Regions from separate parts of the Homo sapiens genome. Here region 1 is linked to region 2. A link is a contact called in ENCODE Hi-C data. All regions are on one chromosome and are shown on one strand. The core of a region is the stretch at or near the end of the contact, and the rest is flanking DNA. Distances in the headings are between cores, read along the strand shown. Region 1 overlaps LOC100506023 (a long non-coding RNA gene). Region 2 has its middle 62 kb from the start of TNFSF18.

Evidence for each region. Hi-C counts contacts between places; a loop is a spot of excess contacts on that map. Pooled maps may share reads with other maps.
Region 1: a loop to region 2 is called in a map of OCI-LY7, with 2.3 times the contacts of the local background. The contact joins two enhancer-like sites. A Hi-C loop is called at or near these places in 2 of 168 maps with a recorded cell type or tissue (B cell and OCI-LY7), 9 of 37 single-sample maps with no recorded cell type and 4 of 50 pooled maps.

What each region holds. Positions count from the first base shown.
Region 1 is chr1:173,411,885-173,416,152 of GRCh38, reverse strand. All of the region lies in intron 2 of LOC100506023 (a long non-coding RNA gene), which reads left to right. It also overlaps a transcript of TNFSF4 not described here. Among named protein-coding and RNA genes, the nearest start is that of PRDX6-AS1, 47 kb to the left of the region's middle. RefSeq lists enhancers at 1,450-1,499, 1,560-1,719, 2,300-2,349. Within about 2 kb of position 1,877, at least 4 of the 41 ENCODE cell types and tissues checked have a DNase peak (open chromatin) inside an H3K27ac peak, as active enhancers do; they include OCI-LY7, where a contact is called at or near this core.
Region 2 is chr1:173,110,561-173,114,810 of GRCh38, reverse strand. No RefSeq gene overlaps it. Among named protein-coding and RNA genes, the nearest start is that of TNFSF18, 62 kb to the right of the region's middle. Within about 2 kb of position 2,555, at least 5 of the 41 ENCODE cell types and tissues checked have a DNase peak (open chromatin) inside an H3K27ac peak, as active enhancers do; they include OCI-LY7, where a contact is called at or near this core.

The DNA of each region.
Region 1 (4,268 bases), core at 628-3,127, 300 kb before region 2:
CGACAGACCCTGCCTTTAGAGACAAGGACCAACCTAGGAGAGCCTGGGTTGGCTCTACCTCCCTGGGCATTGATTTGGACAGCTCACCAACTCCCAAAGGAGCCAATCTTCTGGCCTGGTTGGCTCCCAACCTACTCCCTGCCCCATCGGTTTGCTGCAGAGGCCCGGTGGACCTGGCAGTCCCACATCATGACATTCCTTTTCTTCCATGCACCAGTTTTGCACAGCTGTCATTTTTCTTTCATAATTTCATCAGTCCCACAGATACGCACATTTAGGCAAAAATACTATGAACAAAACAGACAAACAAAAACAGGCCCTCAACCCAGCTCCTGAATACCAGTTAGAAAGAGCATTTGCATTCTTCTCAGTAAATATCAAGCATACTAAAAAAGAAAACAAATTGTTTCACTTACATTCTTACTTGCACCTGTGAGGGAGCCATTGTTACTGTCATTTCATGCATGGAAAGGCTGAGGGTCACAGAGGTTAGCTGATTTGCCTAACGTCGCAGAGCTGAGAACACCAAAGTCAGGGCCAGGATAATTATCCAGTGTTTGTCCCTCTGCCAAGTGCTGCCCCTTGGACTTGGGGCCCTCAGGCCATCAAGACTGGGGCCCTTTGCTCCTGGAGTGTCCCAAATTGATAGTGTAAGGGTGGTTCCGATTGAGTCTGACATGCTGCTAGGAACCCTCTGTTTTCTTCCCTTTATTCTCTTCTATCTTCCTTTTCCTAAGGCTCATCCCACTGTCCATTCTTCATAGGCTTCAAGGTGCTCTTTGACTTTTCTCTGTAGCTAGGCCATGGGACTTTCAGGTGTCACCCATCCTCCCACCCACTCACTTGCCTCTTGACAGTGCACCAGCTGAGGCACAACTATGTGTTGGGGAGATATGTAAGGAGAAATGTGAGACGTGGTCTTGCCCCTAATAAACTGTTAAAGAAAAATTATCCTGATATCTGTGAAAAACAGCAACGAACACTTTATTCAAGGCTATTGCAGTAAGGGTCAAGATTATTGCAATAGGTGAGAGGATTGAAACCCAAATACATCAGGGATAAGGGGGGATTTACAGCCAATCAGCACGCTGGGGGAGTGGATGGAAAATTACTAACAGGAACTTGATTAGGTGGAGGAAGAGGAGCTTGATTGGATGTTGAGGGTGAGAGAATCTCAGTAAATGGACTTAACAAGATTCATTGCTAAAACTTGGCTCATCAGGTCAAGGGCAAGGCCTAGTTGAGAAGAAGGCTTCAGGGAACCCGACTAAAGTTTGGTCAAGGAGGGAGTCTTTGCCAGCACTCACAAAGTCATATGAGAGTCAGGACCCAAACACAGGACCCAAGCTGCTACGAGGCAGTGATGTGCCAGCCATGGCATGGCTGAAGCTTGGAGAGGAGCCAGTGGATATATCTGGGTTATTCCATCCCCTCGCTCCAGGGCTGACTGGCAGACAGTCACACTGGCTTCATCTCAGGTTCATTCATTTCTCACTGCTCTATGATACACCATACTTTTCTTCTACTTCATACTTTGAAGCTTGAATTTCCAAGATTTGATAAGAAAGACTGAAAACCATAAGCAGACTGAAAAGTGCCAAGGCTTTATCTAGATCTTGGACAAGAACTTTAACCTCATGTTTCTTGTTTGCAATATTGAGACAATACTTGTTACAGATTGAATTGCGTCCCCCAATAATTCATTTATTGACTTAACCTGCAGTATGACTGTATTTGGAAACAGGGCCTCCAAGAAGGTAACGGTTAAATGAGGTCATAGAAGGTGGGGCCCTAATCTGGTGTCCTTGTAAGAAGAGGAAGAGATACCAGAGATCTTTTCCTCTGTGCACACACAGAGGAAAGGCCATGCAAAGACACAGTGAGAAGGTGGCCGTCTGCAAGCTAGGAAGGGAGGTTTTACCAGAAACAGAATTTTCTGGCATCTTGACCTTAGACTTCTTACTTCCAGAACTGTGAGAAAATAAAAATGTCTGTGGTTTAAGCCCTCCAGTCTGTGGTACTTTGTGATGGCAGCCTGAGCACACTAGTACAATACCTATCCTGTGGGTTTACGATGAGAACTGAACATAAGGTGAGTTGAGGACCTAACTGCAATTCACACGTTGGCTTGTCCCCCTTTCCTCCTGTCATGTGATTTGTAGGGTGTTAAGGGTCTTTTGCCAGCAGACACCTTCCTTGTGACCATATGATGGTGTGGAAAATTCACACAGTAGAAGCATTCTTTTGGATTCAGGCTTTGCTTCTCTGTATAAACTAAAAGGGGGAATTTTCTGAAAGCATGTTATTATCAGTTAGGATTCCTGGTTTCAAGCAGTGTACATGGATTGGCTGGTTTAGGCCAAAAAGGAACTATTGAAAGGATATAGACTGGGGTACAGGATTGGCAGGAAGGATGGAGGATCAGATGTGGGGCCTGCCAGCTGGCAAAAGGGCCAAACGTCACACCTTAGAATGGGGCGTGAGGACTGCAGGGCTATGCTGCTGGGCGCCGGCTGCTGCTGCTCGCTCCTCTGACCCTGTGAACACTGGCCTGCTGTGACACTGCTGGACTAGACTCTTCTATGACCAAGTCCTCCACACCGATGTGCCCTGTGGTCTCTGTGATTCTGGAGCGCTGCTGTCTCCTTGGCTGAGCTTAGATCATGAACACTGGCATTTTCAGCACTGAGAGTGGGAGGCAACTCTGCCTCCTGTCAAGATTCATAAGGTGGGGAACTTCCCCAAACAATTAAAAGCAGGCTCAAAATGCCAGATGGTCAAAAAGAATAACAAGTTCCCCCACAGATACAGGGAAACCTTTCAGAACCCCCACATAGGAAGTGCAGCTTCACTCACAGGAGTGAGAACAAAGAATTGGAAAGCCGACGGCTGGTTACTCTGCATCTCTCTGCCCCTGTCTCTCTGTCTCTGTGTCTCTGTCTTTCTCTCTCTCCTATATTTTCCAGCTCCACTTGCTAAAGGTAAGGCCCACCTCTGTCCTGACCATTAGAAATTAGTTGTCTCCCTTAGAACATCTTTTTCCTCATCTTCTGCAAATACTTTTCAATCCCCCTTGGAGATTCCCTCCTCTGTCCATTTTTGGTCTGGGTGGGCTCCATCCTCAGCCCTCAGGATGGGCCATAGGACCCCGTCCCAAGCCAATCAACACACTATTCCCTTGGATGCAGGAGTGAGTATGTGACCTAAACAGCCTCGATTCCCACCCCCTTTTTTATTGAACTCAAACTTATCTGTTGCAAAGTGTACAAAGTATACAACTTGATGAATTTTACATAAAATCCGTTGTATACATCTGTGGAATCATTACTGAGATTGAGATACTGATCATTTCCATCAGCCCAGCACCTCCCCTTGTAGTCCTTCTCTGTAATACTCCACTCAAAGATAATCACTATTCCGACTTCTGTTACCATTAATGGAAATTTTACCCATTTTTAAATTCTATATGAATGGAATAATATGTAATCTTTGGTGGCTGGCTGTTGATCTTTCTGTTACTGACTTGCAGCAGTTCTTTATTTTGGATATGAGTCCTTTGCTAAATACATATATTGCAAATATATTTTCTTAGCTCATAGTTGCGTTTTGACTCTCCTAACGATGTCTTTTTAGGAATATTAGTTCAAATCGCTAGTCTTTCCTATGGTTAATGCTTTTAATTTGTTCTATTTAGAAAATCTTTTAATGCTTTTAATTTGTTCTGTTTAGAAAATCTTTGCACACTCTGAGATCATGCGCAAGTTAATGACTTTGAAGGACGAAGAAGTAAAATGTTTTTGTTGCATTTGAGATTGTGAGGCAGTGAGGCTGAGCCAGAAACGAAGACAGAAAGCAGATAGACTTGTAGGGCTGGCCTTGAGATGGGGCACTGTCACAGGGTGAGTCTGAGCTTTGCAGGCACTGTCTATTTACTATAGTTGTGGCTGAAATCAGAGGCAGGCCAAGTGGATGAGACATGGGGCAGTTGACCTCAGAAGAGATTCCTTTAACTATTTCCTTTTTTTTTTTTTTTTTCTTGAGATGGAATCTTGCTCTGTTGCCAGGCTGGAGTGCAATGGCGCAATCTCAGCTCACTGCAACCTCCGCCTCCCAGGTTCAAGCAATTCTGCCTTAGCCTCCTGAGTAGCTGGGATTACAAGCGCCCACCACCATACCCAGCTAATTCTTTGTATCTTTAGTAGAGACGGGGTTTCACCGTATTGGCCAGGCTAGTCTCGAACTCCTGACCTCGTGGTCTGCCCGCCTCG
Region 2 (4,250 bases), core at 1,306-3,805:
GGGTCTTATATAGCTTTTCAAATTGGTCTCTAACTTGCACTTAACCTGTCATGTTTTCTTAGGTCCTTCCTGAAGTTTTTCTCTATCCAGGAAGTGTTGAAAATTAGCAGAGAAAGCCAAAGTCCTCTGCACTACCCCCTCTCTTTTCTCCACGCCAACCTTGGAAATACATGCACATACATGTACACAGCCACGTGAAATTCCTGTAAAAACTGGAACTCTTGTTCTCACCACTGAGGTTCTCTGGTGTTTCCTTCCTCCTTTACTGCTCTAGTGCATTTTCCACTCAAAACTGTTGACTCAAAAGAAATAGAAAAAAACACCCTTAGGAAAAATAAAAAGGGAAGAGTTCTTGTCAGAGCATGGAAAATAAAATTCTAAAAATAGCTCATATTCTCATATTTCCCTATAGATATGATGCAAGCATTATCAAGTTCAGGAACTGTTGACTCCAATAACATGATTTCTGGTCCTTGGCTCTTGTCTTCCTTCTTTCCCATCAATGTTTTCTCAAAGCCATGTTCTGGGCAGTGACTCTTGATTGCAACCTTGTAATCAAGCTCCCAGAGACAAATTCTAGAGCTGTCCCCACCCCCCTGCCTTAAACTTGCAATTATATTTTTTATGGCGATATATGCAGATTGAGGGCTTATTTGCTACAAATAGCTCTTTAAATTTTCCTGGTATGGTGAAGGAGATTGAAGATGAAGATGGGACGAATGCATTCAGAATCAAATACAAATTAAGGAGCTGACTTCATAATGTTGATAAGATTGGGCACAACTCAGCAGGTTTTATGAGGCTATGACATTAAGATAATTCATCAGCCCATTAATTCATTCCACTAATCCTTCTATTATATTACTCTTATTCTAACAAAAAGGATCAAAGCAACTAAATTTTATGTATTGTGTTTCTATGACAAGAATTGTGTACACTTCTGGAAAACATAAGATTGTGACACAACTGTCCAGTAACTTAAAACTCGTTGGGGAAGGAAAACACATATTTCAGAAAGTGAAAACAACATAATACTTTATCAGGTGTTGTACTCCAAGTTTTATCTAATTTCCTCAGCCCACATTTTATGTAATAACCAAAGTTGTCATTCCAAAATGAAAATCTCATGTCAACAATCTGCTCAAAACCCATCAGTGGCTCACTGTTATATACTGGAAAATGTTGTAGTACCTTAGCATTGCATACTCAGTGTTCATGACCCTGTCTCCAACTACCTTTCTGAGCTCATCTCCAGTCACCGCCCCCCTCCTTCTGATGTGAAGAATGGGAGCTTCCTGAGAGCCATGACTATGTCTTACTCATCTGTGACTTCCCAGTATCATAATGGAGGCTTAGCGAACCCTGCATTTTTAATGAATAGAGTCTACTCACATATTAATCTCTTTTCAAAACAACTTTATGGTGAAACTTAACACATACAGAAAATGTAATAAAACAAATGAATAGCCTACTGAGATATCATAAAAAGAATACTCATGTGACTAACACCTCATTCAAAAATTAGAACATTGTTGGCTCTTTGGAAGGCCTCTGTCTGCCCTTTACAAATTACATCTCCTTCTCTTACTGCCAAAAGTAAATATTCACCACCCCTGTTAATCAGTTCTCAGGTCAGGACACATTCCCCCACCTCACCTTACCTCCATAATCTTTCCTTTGACTTCATACAGCCCTCGGGAGGCTCCCCTCTCTCATCTTGGAAACACTTGGGTTCTTTAACTTTCATTTGGCATCTGAAAAAAAAATTTTTAAATAAATGTATATTAATGATATCCTTCTTGTCTTACTTACATTATTTTGCTTTCACTGTATATATCTTCAGATAAAGGGGCGGGTGCAGTGGCTCATGCCTGTAATTCCAGCACTTTGGGAGGCCAGGGCGGGTGGATCACGAGGTCAGGAGTTCAAGACCAGCCTGGCCAAGATGGTGAAACCCTGTCTCTACTAAAACTACAAAAATTAGCTGGGTGCAGTAGCAGGAGCCTGTAATTCCAGCTACTTGGGAGGCTGAGGCAGGGGAATCTCTTGAATCTGGGTGGCAGAGGTTGTAGTGAGCTGAGATTGTGTGACTGCACTCCAGCCTTGGTGACAGAGTGAGACTCTTGTCTCAAAAAAATATATATATATTTAGATAATATTTTTTGATGTCTATACTCTGTGTTGCTATAGTCTATTCTTTACTTTTATAGTTAAGATTTCATTAGAGGTGCTCAGTGAATATTTATTGAATTAGTAATTAATGAATGAGTGAATGACAGTTACATCAAAGCACAGAAGAGGCAGAAATTTACTTAACCAGTGAAAGAGAAACAGTAGAATATAGTTTATGCAAATAGATAGACAGACACACACATACATGCACATGCACACAGAGGTGGAGAGAGAGAGAGAAATAGAGAAGCAGGACATTGTTCTGATGTCATGCACCTGAATATTCAAGAGTTTCACACACACAAAAATAACTATTTCCTTCTCTCCCCTCTCTCCTGTTACTCACTTCCTCAAACCAAAGCAGTGTTAGGAAATCCAGATATGCTTCAGACACAATCTTCATTTGTTTCAACACCACTGTTTATGATTGTAGAAGGCTTTTGGGACCAAGCAGTAAATGTCCTCCTTCAGCATTTTACTTGAAAGGAACCACTGCAAGAACATGGGCCAGACTACAGGATGACCTCCTTACATGGATATTCTAGGAAAGATTCCACATTATCAGGGAAACCGGAAGAGATGACAATGGAAAATCCTTTTCTACTCTATGATGGCATGAGTAAATGAAAGACACTGGCAGTCTAAAAATAATAATTAAGTCTGTAGTTTTACCTAGATATTAAGTTGGCAATGAAAGCTTAGGCCTAGGACATGAGGTTGTAACTCAAACTCTCCTAGGTTCCAGCTAGTACATACAGCTAAAGTGTTGAGTCAATCTATACTTATCCTTTCAACTCTTGGATTGAATAATTCTTAAACATATAAACGTGAATTCTGTTTCCTTGCTTTTCATATACTGTTCAATGATTCCCCACACCACCCATACTTTTCTTGTAGAACATGGCTCATTTTTGGAGATTCAAATAAAATGTATCCTCTCTATGAAGCTGACTTGATCCTTCATAAAAGTTAGGACTTTGTCTGTTCTACTTCCACAATAATTTTTTCTCAAAGTACTAAACACATTGTATTTCCATTAGGTGTATTTATCTGCTTTATAGAATTATAATCTCCTCAACTTAAAGGATTGAGTTTTATTTTATGTCAGACCTATAGTAGGTACTCAATATGTTTCTGAATGAATAAAAAATACAGACAAAGTAGTAAAATATGAGACAGAACAAAAGTTTTAAACACCAAGTACCAAAATAAGTATCTTCTGTTTGCCAGATATTAATTAGGTGCTGAGAAAAAGCAAATGAAACACGGAATAGGCATCTAGGAGCTCACAGTCCAGTGAGGGAAACAGAAGTGTGTGAACACATGCAATATGGCTAGAGGGAGGAAGCCAGACATGGGTAAGGGGCCTTGAGAGCCCATAGGACTGGCCTCTGTCTCAGAGGAATAAAAGACAAGTTCAAGTTGATTCATTAAGGACAGGTAGAAGTCACTCAGGTGGAGAAAGGAAATAGGTGGGGGGTAATCAAGGTGGTGGAAACAGAAGCGTTGAAGTCCTCATGGAAGGCCTATCTTAATAAAACTTGATCATAAAGCTTTGCGTGGAAATTCCCAGTGGTGAGAACAAACAGAAATTTGCTTCTACCAGGTGGAGTTGTGGCCCCGGTGTGTCTGCTGGGTGTACAAGAGAGGAAAAGGGGAATGACGGAAGTGCACAAGAGAATAGCTGGAGAGAGCATAAACCCATGCTCAACTAGAAGGGAGAGTAGTTTATTTCCATCTGACTAGGAAAAAGAGAAGAGAATGCCTCTCAGTCACAAATTGACTCACATTGCACTTAGATCTACAAAGAAAATTAGCTGCTTTCTTTATTTTCTGTGGTATGTCTAATCTTTCTTAAAATTCCTCCACACCTCCTTGGATGGGAAGGGCAGAGACTGTTAGCTTCCTACTTCCTGCATCACAAGTTTTCAGTTTGAATAGTATATTTTGAATGACTCCGTCTCTTTTGGGTAAATTCTCGGAATTTCGGATTTCCTCTCCCCATTTCTCCTCTTGACTACGACCCTTGCTCTTTTTCAAGTCTAATCTCATGTCAACAGAGAAGACAAATGAATGGA